Linked DNA regions of Homo sapiens: all the other regions are linked to region 1. The links are chromatin contacts, found by Hi-C in ENCODE. All regions are on one chromosome and are shown on one strand. Each heading gives the region's core, a stretch centred on a gene start or an enhancer-like site at or near the end of the contact. The rest is flanking DNA. Distances are from core to core; before and after follow the strand shown.

Region 1 (5,123 bases), core at 716-3,215:
CCCCTTGGGGGTGACGGTGGCGCTGAGCCGGAGGGTGCAGGGGTGAAGGAGGCGAAGACTGTGAGCGTGGGAGGCACGTCTGTCAGAGGAAGTGGGCTGGCCTCGCTTGGCACTCCCTCCCAGGGCCTCCACCTCAGGCCCACAGGCCACTCTTCGGGCACACACACCCTGGGCCGCCTTCACGGCTTCCAGAACACGGCCGCAGCTATCCCCTGACACCAGCTGTGCTTGATCTGTCGCTCTCGCCTCACCTCCCTGCTTCCTCGGCAATCCACTCCCCACCCTTCCTCTCCACTCAGTTACTCACTAGTATAATAGTATTTGAAAGGTACAAACAGGCCGGGTGCGGTGGCTCACGCCTGTAATCCCAGCACTTTGGGAGGCCGAGGCGGGTAGATCACTTAAGGTCAGGGGTTCTCGACCAGCCTGGCCAAAATGGCGAAACCTCGTTTCTACTAAAAATACAAAAATTAGCCGGGAGTAGTGGTGTGCACCTGTAGTCCCAGCTAGTCGGGAGGCTGAGGAAGGAGAATTGCTTGAACCCAGGAGGCGGAGGTTGCAGTGAGTGAGCCAAAATCGCGCCACTGCACTCCAGCCTGGACGACAGAACGAGACTCCGTCTCAAAAAAAAAAAAAGAAAAGAAAGATGCAAACAGCCACAGCCTCGCTTTAAACCCGCCCATCCCCTCGCATTTACAAAACCCCAGTTTCATACTTTGACACACAGTCATGGGGCTCCAGCCTGCCGCCTCGCAGCTCTTCCCTCCTGTGCTGGGCTCCAACCCCACTGCCGCGTCCTTCTTTCTAGACCTAGGAACACTGTGCAGGCCTGTCCGGTCCAGCGGACGGCAGGCGCTCGGTTCTCCACACCCCGCTCTTTAGCCTTCAGGCCTCGGTGCTAACGCCACCTCCTAAGGGGGACCCTCCGGCGCCACCCAGTGTGCCTCTCCCCCACAAGCCTCTTTGGTCTCTTAAAGCAGCCATGCTGCCCTCAGGCTGTAAGTTCTCCAAGGGCCGCGGACGGACGGGGCCACACAGGAGAGCTCACACACAAGTGAGTGAAAGAATAACCAAATTAGGGCCGGGCGCGGTGGCTCACGCCTGTTATCCCAGTACTTTGGGAGGCTGAGGCGGGTGGATCACCTGAGGTCAGGAGTTCGAGACCAGCCTGGCCAACATGGTGAAACCCCGTTTCTACTAAACATACAAATTAAGCTGGGAGTGGTAACGTACAAATTAAGCTGGGAGTGGTGGCGGGCGCCTGTAATCAGCTACTCGGAAGACTGAGGCAGGAGAATCGCTTGAACCCGGGAGGCGGAAGTTGGAAGTTGCAGTGAGCCGAGATTGCGCCATTGCACTCCAGCCTGGGCAACCAAAGCGAAACTCTGTCTCAAAAAAAAATAATAATAATAATAAGCAAATTGAGGAATGAGAGCAGCATCTCAAGGACACAGGTACTGTTTTGGAATTTATTTTAGACCTTTTTTGAAAGTAGGCGTGAACGTAATTGTTTCAGGCACTCTTAAGCGAAGCCAGCCGGCGCCCCGACAGCCGAGGGTGCGGGAGCTCCCCACGGCCCAGCCCCAGCCCCAGACCCCGCTGCCGCGCCTCGGCACGCCCCTGCGCCCCGCCTCCGCGCCTCGGCGCTACTCACGCCCCGCCCTCCGCTCCTCGTCACGCCCCATGTCGCGCCTCCGCGCGACTCACGCCTCTCCCAGTCTCTCGGCACGACCTCGTGCCCCGCCCTCGCCCCTGGCGCAATTTATGCCCCGCCCCGCGCCTCGCCACACCCCGTGCCCCGCCCCCGCTTCTCCGGGCAACTCCTGCTCCAACCCCGCGCCCGACTCATGGCCCTCCCCGCCCCTCGCCACGCCTCGCCTCGCCTTAGCGCTTCGCCCCGCCCCTGTCCTGCCTCTACTTCCGCCTCGGGGGAGCTGGGAGCCCGACGTTTCCGGGAGCGCCGCGTGGTTAGCGTCGGCGGCTTTTGGCATGGCGACTTTTTCTGGCCCGGCTGGGCCAATCCTGTCGCTTAATCCGCAGGAAGATGTCGAGTTTCAAAAGGAGGTGGCGCAGGTTCGCAAGCGCATAACCCAGGTGAGCAGGCACCCTGGCCCAGGCTGCGAGCGGGGGCGATGGACCGGGTCTAGAGGGTATCTGGGGTTGCACGGTTTCCGGCCCGGGCGCCCCTTGCCTTCGTGCTCGCCTTCATTACCTCCAGGGTCTCCCAAGTGGATTCGACCGAATCAGGGACCGACCTCTTAAGCTTGCAGGCCACGGTTTCCGAGACGAAAGGGTTTACGCTGTTCGGTAAATGATGGAGGGGTTTGGCCGCTGAGGCCCTGGAGCCTTCATGTGGAGGGTAACGGGGAAGTATTGGGGTGACAGAAGCAGTAGAAAGAACCAGCTGGAGGGAATAGGCTCCTATACCACAGGTTATCTCCGGGTTAGAGCTGTCACGCTTCCGCGTTTCCCCCAAAAATGGGAGCCCCAGACTTAACACATTCGGGAAGTTTGTATGCCGGGTTGGTGATCTGGGAGTTATTAAAATAGAGTATTTGCCAGGTTCCACTTGCTGACTAGGGCCCCTGACATCGCTTATACTTTCTGTGGTTTTTAGCATAAAATACACAGGAAAACTTAGAAGTTCCTGTTACAGAGGTAAGGCTATGATGACTGAGACGTTGAAAGGCTAATCTGTACCGTGAGAGTTAACAAGCGTATCGAAAATTTTTCGATGAAGTGCGAGTAAACAGTAATATGCATACCAAATTGAAGCCTACGTTTATGTAGAGTTCTCTGGGCAGAAGATCTAAAATGGCTTGTTCAAAGATGTCCTTGCTTATCCGTTGATTGACATAGTTATTGAGCTCTAATATTATACTGGGTGCTGGGATGCCAGGCTGGAAAGATAGTTGACTACTGCTTGACCATGGCCTTTGTGGGGAGAGAAACACTAAACAGCCAGTTCTTTAATTACTACTGTGGTAAGTGGAAATGCAGAATAGGTTCTTGGGCCGAGGGCTAGGGGTTTTGTTACAATGTGATTTTCTTATTTATATATTTAATTTACCTGGTCTTTACGTCTTTAGCGAAAAAAACAAGAACAACTTACTCCTGGAGTAGTCTATGTGCGCCACCTACCTAACCTACTTGACGAAACCCAGATCTTTTCATATTTCTCCCAGTTTGGCACTGTGACACGGTTCAGGCTGTCCAGAAGTAAAAGGGTAAGATTTTTGCAGTTGGATTTAATGTTTTGTTTTTCAAATGTGTATTATCCTTGACATTAAAGAGCACGTTCACGCATACATTATTGCTTATCAGATTTCATTCCAAAAAGGAGAGTGGAGGAGGTTTAGAATCTGAAACAGCTACAGGAGCAAAATCAGTATTATTGTAAAAGTTTGTTTTTTACATTTCTCCAAATCCTTACATTAAATTGACAGTCCTGGTAAATGAGCTTTAGTATGAGGCCCAGGTTTATACATTTTCTTGTGTTAGCCTTTGGTACAAGCATCCTTATAATAGCAAAGGTTTATATAGTGAATAGTTAAAGGTGAGGACTCTGGAGTTGGACTGCTGAGGTTTGGGGTCAGGCTCTACACCTTACTAGTTAGAGTGATATGACCTTACCATGTTTCAGTGTTGTGATCTGTTAAATATAAGTAAAACTTCCTGGGAGTATTTAGTCAAAGGTTAAATATAAAGTCTTTAGAGGATTGCTTGGTACACAATAAACACTATATAAGTATAATTACTATTTGTGTCATACCTGCCTTCTAATGAGAAAACGCTTTACATAGCTTGTTTCAATAGTGGAGGAGTGACCCACTTTCTTTTCTTTCCCCGCACATAAACTTTAATTGGTTGTAGCCATAGACACCTATTTGATTTAGCATGTGGGGGATAGGGTGCACATCCATCATCTGTTAGTTGTCGTAAAGATAGATTGTAGGTAGAATTGAGGTCCCTTTTGTACCCTTCCCAGTGCTCTTCAACTTCTTTAATTAGGGAATTAAATTCACAAATTCAGTTTTCTTTTTTTTGAGACTGAGGCTTGCACTGTCGCCCGGGCTGGAGTGCAGTGGTACAATCTCAGCTCACTGCAACCTCCGCTTCCCGGGTTCAAGCAATTCTCCTTGCGTCACCTTCCCAAGTAGCTGGGATTACAGGCGCCTGCCACCATGCCTGGCTAATTTTTTGTGTGTTTTACTAGAGACGGGGTTTCACTATGTTGGCCAGGCTGGTCTCGAACTCCTGACCTTGTGATCCTCCCGCCTCGGCCTCCCAAAGTGCTGAGATTACAGGCGTGAGCCAGTGCGCCCGGCCACAAATTCAGTTTTCATTGCTATATATAAGTTTTTACTATATATATATGTACTAGAATACATATGTGTACATATATAAATGTACATATGGTATTATTTTAAAATTATATTACTCTATCATTCTTCAGCTGAATTTTTGTATTCAATAATCTGAGCTTTATCCATGTAACTCTATTGCCTTTGTTATCATCATTGCTCATTACTTAGGTTACTAAAGTTTATCCACCCTCCTATTGAACATTAGGTTTTGTTTTGGGGGGCGATCTCGGCTCACTGCAACCTCTGCCTCCCAGATTCAAGTGATTCTCTTTCCTCACCCTCCTGAGTGGCTGGGATTACAGGTACCGGCCACTGCACCTGGCTAATTTTTGTATTTTTAGTAGAAACAGTGTTTCTACTAAACACTGTTTTGGCCAGGCTGGTCTCAAACTCCTGACCTCAGATGATCCGCCCACCTCGGCCTCCCAAGGTACTGGGATTACAAGCATGAGCGAGCCACTGTGCCCAGCCCGAACATTAGGTTTTTTAATATTTTTAACTCTTTAGATTAAGCTGCTAGGAACAATCTTTGTACAGGTATAGGCAGAATTTTCTAGAAGAGTATTTTGCAGACTTTGGCTCACAATAAGAGGTAAGTTTTTACCATCACAAAGAAGATGAGGGTTTTAAAAAAAGTTTTACAGCACAAACCAGCACACATACATATGCATGTAAGCATAACTGAAATAAAAGCCAAATGAGACAATATTTAAACTTGTTTTGTGTGATGCGCTGATTTTCTATTTCATTCTATTC
Region 2 (5,123 bases), core at 1,514-4,013, 1.7 Mb after region 1:
CACCTAGGGCTACGGGCACATACCATCCCACCGGGCTAACGTTTTTTCAATGATTTTTTGTAGAGACAGGGTCTTGCTACTTAGCCAGGTTTGTCTCAAACTCCTGGCCTCAGGGAATCGGATTCCTCCCACCTCAGCCTCCCAAAGTGCTGGGATTACACGCATGAGGCACCAAGCCCAGCCATAATACAGTTGTTTTAAATAAATAGTTGACTTAGATATGACAAAATTTCTAAGTGAAAAATCAAATCACAGAACACTGAAGAGAGTTTCATCCTACACGGAGATGGGATACATGCACACACACAGACACGCTAAACAGACACACACGTAAACTGTTGAGATTCTCTCTGAAGAGGGGCATGTCAGAAGTCACAACAAGAATATATGGCTGGGTACAGTGGCTCATGTCTGTAATCCCAGCACTTTGGGAGGCTAAGGCGGAACTGTTGGAAGCCAGGAGTTCAAGACCTGCCTGGGCAACACAGCAAGACCCCACCTAATTTTTTTTTTTTTTTTGAGTCTCGCTCTGTTGCCCAGGCTGAAGTGCAGTGGCGCGATCTGGGCTCACTGCAAGATCTGCCTCCCGGGTTTACGCCATTCTTCTGCCTCAGCCTCCCAAGTAGCTGGGACTACAGGTGCCCGCCGCTACGACCGGCTAATTTTTTGTTATTTTTTTTAGTAGAGGCGGGGTTTCACCGTGTTAGCCAGGATAGTCTCCATCTCCTGACCTCGTGATCCGCCCGCCTCGGCCTCCCAAAGTGCTGGGATTACAGGCGTGAGCCACTGCGCCTGGCCTAATTTTTTTTAATGGAAAAAAAAAATAATATGAATGGATCACTAAAAGTTGTGGGTTTTTTTTTTTTTTAATGATTGTGAAAAAAGTTTTCTCATACTCACTTTTCCCCTCCCACCTGCACTCTTCCAATTGCGCTCTTCATGTTGCAGCCACTGGATTTTTGGCAACCACAAATCTGATCCCTGTTCTAAAATCTTTAATGGCCCTGGTCCTAGATGCAGCTCCTCCTACTTGCCTGACCCATCTGTCAGCCTACTCCCCTCTGTTTGCTCTGCTCTTGTACTCTTGCTGCTCGGCCGGAGAGTCTTTTTAATTCTGGACCATTTTTCATTAGCTGTTCCACCTTTCTGGATTGCTCTTTTTCCAGTTGACCTCTCTTCCACCCGCTCCCATTTCACTGGACTAACTTCAGACTTATAGTTGAAATGTCTTATTCTCAGAAAAGCAATCTCAGACTTGTGAGTCTAAATTCGACATCTCTTTCAGTACTCTTAGCCTTTTCTTTATAACAAAGAAATTGTAATTAAATATCTGTTAATTATTATCTTTTTTACTGACTACTTCCCCCACTCACACACAAGGACAAAGACTTCGTCTGGCTTGTTCACTACTTTGGCCCAACAGCTGGCTTAACCCGCATCTCGCCTGACACACTAGAATGACACAGTGGAATTTTTGGATGGTAGGTTTATGTGGCTTCCAAAAAACAGTAGTTTCTACTCTAGTTCCTAACTAGAAGGATTTCCTTTAGAATCATAAAATGCAAATTTAAGCAATCCTATCAGAAGTTGGTTAAAAAAAGTACCCAAAACCCAAAAGTTAGTCATGAAATATGTATACTCTTACATGACTGGTGGCCACAATATGGTTGGTTAATTGCTTTTTGATAAAGCAATATAACATACAGCAAATGCCATTTAAGGTAACACTATATTTTGTCCCAGTATTCCCAATAAAGAAAATGCAAGCGAGTAATTCAACAGCAGTTACGCATATCGTTTTCGAATAATGTTAACCTATTTTCTAAAGCCTGCACAGCATATTACATGCACAAATAATCCAACAAGGTTAACTAGAGCTCAGCAACGGGTTATGTTAGAAACTGAGTTAATGCAGTTGTGGGTTACATTACAAATGTACACGGTTATGGGAATTTTCCCCGTAATTCTTTAAAAACTTTTAATATTAGTCTAAAATATTGCCAAACGTTTTAAGAGTTGGGTCTCGCTCTTAGGTAGAATTCGAGTAACCACAGACACAATTAACATTTACACACCAAAGAACCCATCATTAGCACGACAACCGTCCCGGGTGGGGGCGGGGCGGGACCTTCAGACCTCGTCTTTCATGGGAACACACCTGCCTCTCCTTTCCCAAGAGACTGAAGTTTTTCTCAAATACAGGTTAGCTCGAAAAGTCCACCAAGACAGTGACACAAACTCAGTTCGTTTTTCCCCTTCCCTTGCGACTTTTGTCTCTCCCGCTGGACGGCAGCCCAGCGGACCAGCGAGGGGTACCCGCGGCTCGGGGAGCGCGTCCGCTCGGCAAACATTAACCCGGCTGCCCCGGGCCCTCCGCCCCGGCCCGTCGCGCGGTATCGACCGAAACTCGGCGGCCCTGCCTCATTGGCCGCCGCCGCCCCTCCCTCCGGCGGGATTAATGCCCTGCCGGCCCGACGAGAGAGGGGCCGGCCGCCCTAGGGTCTGGGTGCGGCCCCCGCCCGCCTCCCCGGGGACAAGGCCGCTACCGCAGGCGCGGGCGAGGAAGGGTCCACTCGGCTAGGAGCGCAGCGGACTGTACTGCGGCGCCGCCGCCGGGCCTCGCGCTTACCTGAGCTGGGGACGGCGCAGCCCCGGCGACCAGAGCGGGGAAGAGCCGAGCAAGGCTGAGAAAGGGGCGGCTCCTCGGTAGACGCCGAGAAATGGCGCCCACAACGAGCCCACCGGCTCTAATCCCCGGAGGACCCCGACCTCCCGCCCGTCCACCCCTTAAAGCTCCCTCCCAGCTCCGCCCCCAGGGCGGAGCGCTCCGCTCTTAAACGGGCGATGACACCGCCCCGGAAATTGGCCGGCGCGGCGACTGGAGAGAAACCGGCGAGGCCGGGCCCGGCCGGGCTGGAACTAGCGCCAGCAGCCGGGCGTCCGCGGCTGGTTTAAAGGGGCGCTGCCGAAACCCAGTTCCCGCTGCGGCCCTCCGCCCGCGGAGGAGGCGCCCGTCCGCAGACAGACCCCAGTTAGTCCTATCACGAAGGAGGCTGGTGGAGCTGGCTGCTAGATTCATTCATCCATTCGTTCAAGAGATTAAATCCTTCGCAAATACTTATTGAGAGCCTGTCACGTATTTCCTCCCTTTTTCTCCTTTGTAGGGATTAAAATACATTTAAATCTCTGCTGTTAAAGTGACTTTCACTCTACTGGGGAAACAGTAAACAAATAGGTGTCACAAGGTGATTAAGTGTAAATGAGGAAAAATAAAACTGGGAAAGAGAAATAAAAGATTACTGCTTAGCAGAGTGTGGTCAGGAGGGTACTCTAACAAGGTGACATTCAGTCCGTTCATTCTACAGGTAATTGATTGAAGTGCCTACTTACTGTGAGTTCTGTGTTCTAGACACGAGATACGACAGACAACCAAGACAGACAAAAATCCTTCCCGGAGTTTACGTTATAGCAGGAATATAAACGAGACATAAAATAAACGAGATAAATTAGTGAAATTAAATACTGTCAGACATTGGTAAATGCTAAAAAGAAAAGTACAAGTAGGGAATAACCACAGGCAGTGAGGGTTTGCGATTTTACATAGCAGGTCACAATAAGAAGGTGGCATTTGGCTGGGCGCGGTGGCTCACTCCTGTAATCCCAACACTTTGGGAGGCCGAGGCGGGCGGATCACGAGGTCAGGAGATCGAGACCAGCCTGGCCAACACTGTGAAACTCCGTCTCCACTAAAAATACAAAAATTAGCTGAGCCTGGTGGCGTCCGACTGTAGTCCCAGCTACTCAGGAGGCTGAGGCAGGGGAATCGCTCGAACCCGGGAGGCGGAAGTTGCAGTGAGCCCAGATCACGCCACTGCACTCCAGCCTGGCGACAAAGCCAGACTCAGTCTCAAAAAAAAAAAAAAAGGTAGCATTTGAATGAAGACCTAGAGGAGGTGTGGGAGGAACCCTGTGGCCATCTGGGGAGAACCGAAGGGAACAGCAAGGGCAAAAGGCCCTGCAAGGGGACAGGTCTGTCTTTTCAAGGAAGTCCAGTGTGGCTAGAAGTGAGGAAGCAAGAGGAAGAGGAGGTGACAGTCAGAGAGGAAAGGGGTAAGATGTAGGGCCTTGTGGGCCCTGGCTAGAGCTCTGAGAGAGGTGGGGGAGCCACTGGAAGGTGTTACCTTGAGGACCCTCTGCTTGCTGAAATGAAAAGAGACAAATACTCATTGAGCTTCTTCTCGGGATTTGGCACTGCCCACTCCTCCACCACCCCAAAACGTAGTAGACAGGCTTGGCAGCTCATCTCTGCCCCATGTGGTGTTGGCTGGGCAGCTCAACAGGTGCTGGAGCTGCCAAGGTGGTTTCACTGGTCTGTGTGGCATCTCCGCTGGGGTGGCTGCAAAGAACAGCTGAGTTCTGCCTGGGCTACTCTCTTGCAGATCCGCTGGTGTGGCAAAACAGTGAAAACAGAAGCTCTGAGGCCTATGAAGGGCTATGCCCAGCAGTCACGGAGCGTCCCTTCTGCTGCCTGTTAATGGTTTAAGCAAATCACAGAGGCCGCCCAGTTTCAAGGAGATGAAAGAGACTCTACCTCTTTTTTTTTCTTTAAATATTATTAAAATAGAGAAATTTTCCTTCTCCACCTTTTAAAAACATCTTTATTGAGATATAATGCACCCACTTAAAGTGTACACTTCCATGGCTTTGGGTATTTTCACAGAGTTGTAGAACCACAAACCACAATCTAATTGTGGAATATTTTCATCACTCTTCATGAGAGGAGCAGCATGGGTGTTCAGGGATGGGAGGAATTGTTGCTGGTCATCTTGCATCTTTATCTCAACAAAAAAACGAAATGATATGGCAGGGGGAAGCAGCAATGGTATAGATGAAACAAGAATGGGCCATAAACTGAGGCTGGGTGATGGGGACGTTAAACTATTCTATCTAAAATTTTTCATAATAAAGTCCTTTAGACCGAATGTGGTGGCTCATGCCTGTAATCCCAGCACTTTGGGAGGCCGAGGCAGGAGGATCACTTGAGGTCAGGAGTTCGAGACCAGCCTGACCAACATGGTAAAACCCCGTCTCTACTAAAAATACAAAAATTAACTGGGTGTGAT
Region 3 (5,123 bases), core at 1,930-4,429, 1.5 Mb after region 1:
ACAGGAACCTCAGTCCCACAACTCGATGGAACTGCATCCTGCCAACACAGAACTCGAATGCAGGTTCACTGCCGGAGTGCCCACACCGAGATCTTGGCCTTGTGACTCAAGCGGAGCACTGGCTGGGCATATGATGCTGACTTCTGACTCTCAGTTCATGGCGGACAGTAACTGACTGCTGCTTTAAACTGATACACCTGTGGCAATTGGTTACCGAGGAAGAAAGATCACCTGGGCTGGAGAGTGGAGGGAACAGGGCCTAGGATGCTGGTGATGAAAGGACACAGGTCCCACTATCGGTGCCACGCTGGCCACAGGAGCATCTCCTCTGGGACAGGAGCATCGCAGTCATGAGTAGTGTTAAATGCATTCCTTCACTCATTCAGCCAACGTCTCTCAAACATTTGCTACGATATAAGTGCTAGCTGGGTGTCTGGAGCTCAAATCTCATGAAAGGACAGAAGGCCAAACAGACAACACCCAGGGAAATGAGTCCCAGGATAGGAACAAGGTCCCCGCCTGCCCCTACCCCACCTCTGGCACCCAGATGCTGTGGGAGGTGAGAGAAGGGTCACTGGTCCACCAGGGGTCGAGGTTTCTCAGGGCTTGAAGCCCTGTCGTGGGTCTTGGTGCCCAGGAAGGAGACAGAGGCCATGTCGGGGTGGGCCACACTCAGGGGGAAGCAGCAGACTGGCTGGGCTGGTACATGGACCATAAGGGACCTGGCCACCAGGTGTGCCGGGATCAGCTCAGGAGAGCCTTACAGTTCAGACAGGAAAGTTGGGACTGAGGATGCCAAGCAGGGGAAAGAGGCTGGGGTTAGGACACATCCCAGGACTTCCCCAACCGTTAGGACAGTGACCTTCAAACCATGTCAGCCCCTGCCCTCTGGGGCCATGTGCCCCCGCACACCCTGACTGGGGGATAGCAGCCCGTGCCGGTGGCCTGGAACACCACATCCACACACACCACCTGTAAGTGAATGAATTCACACTTTGGTTTGTGTACCAGCCTTGGGGACTGCTATGCCGCCAGCACCTGGCACATAGCAAACAATCCATGTTAGCTTTACAGGTAAATAAAAGACAAAGGCGGGTGTCTGAGAGACTGGCCGCATCAGGGAAAACAGTGAAGGAGGGGTGTCTGATGCCCAGGGCATGATGGGGGAGGGGTCAAGGCCTGCAGGCCAAAGGAAGCCAGCTGGGGACAGATGGCAGACAGCATCCCTCACCCTGTGGCACAAGCCTGGAAGCTGGGTCTGCCCTCCCTCAGGAGCTGTGCAGCAGAGCCACTGTTGCACTGTGACAGGACACCTTGATACCCGCTTCTTGGATGGAGAGGGTGCACTTGTTCTGAATGAGGAGCTCAAGGTGGGAAAATAAGCTCCGAGCTCTGTCTTTGCCACAAAGATGGCAGCAGAGGCCCTGAGTTCATCTGACTACATAGGTGATTGGGAAGGACTTCTGACTGTTCTCGCAGGGTCCAGAGGACCTGACTCTGCCACCAGCTCCCGGAGGGTGGGGGCGCTCCTGGCAGCGCCTCCCCTCCACGGGCTCTGCTTTCCTAGTGGGGTCAAATCAATTACTTGCAGGTCTCTAAATGCAAAGTGCAAAGTTCCATGTATTGATTCATCTAATCCTCAAAACAATCCTGTGTGCTTTTCCAAGCCCATTTCACAGATGAAGAGGTTGGATTGGTGAGGGGGTTTTCCACTTTTACAAATTTTTAGTTGACAAATCCTTCTTGGGAGAAAAGAGTACAAAAAAGACCAATGTGTAAAACAGACAGATTGGAGCAACTCTGTTTAGGGGAGGAATGGAGGGAGATAAGGCTCTCCAGAAACAAGAGGCCCTGAAGACACATCTATGAAGTCAGCCTTAAGGGCTGAGCCTGAGGACTGGTGAAGCTCACTCAGCTGGACTCCCTTCCCCAGGGCCACAGATTGCCTGTGGCTGAAGTGAAGTTGTGGAGAGCGCCTCGGGGGCTGGGACTGTCCGCCCGACACCTGGACACCCTGCTCATGCCCGCCTGGGGCAGTGCTGTGAGGGTGCGGGAGGGCCACTCCGCGGAGGCCCTGACAGGCCATGCGTTCCTCTGATGGCCTGTCCCACTTCAGAGCCCAGGACCTGCGTGACAACATCCCACAGCCACTTCAGGAAAAGAGGACTAGGAGAGACTGGTGAGGGCAGCCAGGGCTCTGCTGAGCAGTGGGACAGCGGGGAAGACAGAAATCCTCCAGGGTCTGCCCAGATGGCCAGAGGGCGAAAGGGGTGCTCCAAATCACAGACCCGCTGCAGCCTTGCCCTTAGACACCACCCAGGTCTGTCCCCCAACTTCATAGACCAGGAAACTGAGGCCCAGAGAGAAAGAGGTGAATTTGCCTAGGTTTCTCAGCTGATGGGTGGCACGGCCTGGACAAGAACCCAAATCTCTTGACCTCTGGTCCAGTACCCTTTTCCAAAGGAAAAGGAAAACATGGTTTTGCGAGAATAACACAGAGACAGGGCCAAATAAGTCAAAATGAGGACTAGACACTTGAAGGTAGGAGCCCTGTATCTGCGACGCGATTCTCTGTTAACCTGCCGGGTGACCTGGGGCAGAAAGCAACCCCCAACCCTGGTCTGGATCCAGTTTCCTCCCGAGTGGGGTCTAACACCCTCACCAGCACCTTCCACTCTGGAGTGAGAGGGACAGGTACAAGAGCGCCGCTGCCGCCTGGGATCTCTGCACAGCCACTTCGCAGGCAGCCTGAGAAACGTCCGTTGCTCCACCAGGCGGAGTTCTGCCCCGCGAGTCTTCATCCCAGGTAAGGCCCCCCCACCTCGTGCCCTGAGTCTACGCGCGGGCCTTTTCCTTTGAGCCAGGGATACACCCGCCGCCGGCCCCCACAGGTCTGCGCTCATGCACATCGCCTTGCATCCGTTCAGTTACCGGCACCCGCTCCCTCGCTCGCAAACTCCCGCACTAGCCCGGCCACCGCCTCTGCTCGCGCGCGCGGGGTGCTGGAGCCTCACCGCGGGCGCTCTAGCCCCGGGCGGGTTCCCGGGAAGCCGCGGCGAGCGCGGGGAGGCGAGGATCCCGGCAGAGATGGGTAGGGTGCCAACGCCCAGGCCCCGCCCTCTCCACCCGGCCCCGCCCCCGCAGGGCCCGCCCCGGCCGGCAGGGAGGATGTGAGCTCACTCCCGCCTCCATGTTCCCGGAGTCGCCTGGAAGCGTCCGCCCAAGGTCGCGGGCCGCTTGGGGAGTCAGCAGCGCGCCAGGCCCCTTCGGGCCCCACACGCATTAGGTGCCTTCTTGATGGGTACGGAGTGAACGCGGGCGGCGGCGGGACCGAGGCAGCGCCCAGTTTGTAACCGCCGCGCCGCCCGTGCCCGCGCGCGCCACACCCCAGCGCGCTTCCGGCCGGGCCACGTGACCGCGCGTGCACGTGTTCCGGCCTCTCCGCTTCGCCGCTCCGAACCTCCTCCTGGTCGTCCCGGCATTCGTCCACGCGGAGCCGGCTTGGGCGGGGCCCGGGAGGCGGCGGCCGGAGAAGCCGCGGAGACGCGAGCGCCGAGCGTCGCGAGGGAGCAGGCCCGGGCAGGCAAGCGGCGGCCTCCGCCATGAACCCCAGGGGCCTGTTCCAGGACTTCAACCCCAGTAAGTTTCTCATCTACACCTGCCTGCTGCTCTTCTCGGTGCTGCTGCCCCTCCGCCTGGACGGCATCATCCAATGGAGCTACTGGGCCGTCTTTGCCCCCATATGGCTGTGGAAGCTTCTAGTCGTCGCAGGCGCCTCCGTGGGCGCGGGCGTTTGGGCCCGCAACCCTCGCTACCGCACCGAGGGAGAGGCCTGTGTGGAGTTCAAAGCCATGCTGATCGCTGTGGGCATCCACCTGCTGCTGCTCATGTTCGAAGTCCTGGTCTGCGACAGGGTGGAGAGGGGCACCCACTTCTGGCTGCTGGTCTTCATGCCTCTCTTCTTCGTGTCCCCCGTGTCCGTGGCTGCCTGCGTCTGGGGCTTTCGACACGATAGGTCGCTGGAGCTGGAGATCCTGTGCTCGGTCAACATCCTGCAGTTCATCTTCATCGCCCTAAAGCTGGACAGGATTATTCACTGGCCGTGGCTGGTGGTGTTTGTGCCCCTGTGGATCCTCATGTCGTTCCTTTGCCTGGTCGTCCTCTATTACATCGTCTGGTCCCTCCTGTTCCTGCGGTCCCTGGATGTGGTTGCCGAGCAGCGGAGAACACACGTGACCATGGCTATCAGTTGGATAACGATTGTCGTGCCTCTGCTCACTTTTGAGGTCCTGCTGGTTCACAGATTGGATGGCCACAATACATTCTCCTACGTCTCCATATTTGTCCCCCTTTGGCTTTCCTTACTAACTTTAATGGCCACAACATTTAGGCGAAAGGGGGGCAATCATTGGTGGTTTGGCATTCGCAGAGACTTCTGTCAGTTTCTGCTTGAAATTTTCCCATTTTTAAGAGAATATGGGAACATTTCATATGATCTCCATCACGAAGATAGTGAAGATGCTGAAGAAACATCAGTTCCAGAAGCTCCGAAAATTGCTCCAATATTTGGAAAGAAGGCCAGAGTAGTTATAACCCAGAGCCCTGGGAAATACGTTCCCCCCCCTCCCAAGTTAAATATTGATATGCCAGATTAAACTCCTAGAGAGGACCCAGGCACACACAGACTCCACTTGGCCTTCGCCTCTTGTTCATTCATCCCAAACCTGGAAATGGAAACAGGCTTCAAACACTCGTCTCACGCCGTGTTTGAGATCACCGCCTCATCAGTATGCATCATAGATGGAGGTGGTTTCAGTATGTGGGTGTGTGTGATGTGTACCTGGGTAAGAGACTTGCTTTCCAGGTTCGCACTTTCAGGTGTAGCTGGGGGCAGTAAGTCGAATTGTTTTAGTAGGTCCTCAAAAGGAATAACCACACAGCTGTTTGTTTAAATGCTACTGTACCTATCAAAACTATTGTTTAAAAAGTATTTTTATACACTGCTAATCTAAAATTGTATTTCAGATTGTGCCTGTCATAACAATAGCAAATGTAAAAAGTTCTCTTTCCCACCACTTGTTTATAAACCTCATAGTTGATATTTTTAGTGTTCCTACTGTTAA

Evidence for each region. A loop is a pair of places that touch in the nucleus more often than their neighbours do. Pooled maps may share reads with other maps.
Region 2: a loop to region 1 is called in a map of OCI-LY7, with 8 times the contacts of the local background. The contact joins the promoter of EPB41L5 here to the promoter of NIFK in region 1. A Hi-C loop is called at or near these places in 1 of 168 maps with a recorded cell type or tissue (OCI-LY7) and 5 of 50 pooled maps.
Region 3: a pooled map shows a loop between it and region 1 (12-fold over the local background). The contact joins the promoter of TMEM185B here to the promoter of NIFK in region 1. A Hi-C loop is called at or near these places in 11 of 50 pooled maps.

What each region holds. Positions count from the first base shown.
Region 1 is chr2:121,733,717-121,738,839 of GRCh38, reverse strand. NIFK (nucleolar protein interacting with the FHA domain of MKI67) reads left to right here and starts at 1,965. Exons shown (of 7, transcript NM_032390.5): 1 at 1,965-2,094; 2 at 3,090-3,227. The coding sequence starts at 1,990. RefSeq lists a silencer at 1,479-1,928 and an enhancer at 2,029-2,078.
Region 2 is chr2:120,010,717-120,015,839 of GRCh38, reverse strand. It overlaps EPB41L5 (erythrocyte membrane protein band 4.1 like 5), which reads right to left and starts at 2,763. Exons shown (of 25, transcript NM_020909.4): 1 at 2,630-2,763. It overlaps LOC107985817 (a long non-coding RNA gene), which reads right to left. Exons shown (of 4, transcript XR_001739205.2): 3 at 4,182-4,200; 4 at 3,136-3,447. RefSeq lists a silencer at 2,418-2,587.
Region 3 is chr2:120,221,456-120,226,578 of GRCh38, reverse strand. It overlaps TMEM185B (transmembrane protein 185B), which reads left to right and starts at 3,179. Exons shown (of 1, transcript NM_024121.3): 1 at 3,179-5,123. The coding sequence starts at 3,603. The coding sequence ends at 4,655. RefSeq lists an enhancer at 2,223-2,886 and silencers at 2,981-3,141, 2,861-3,230, 3,381-3,580.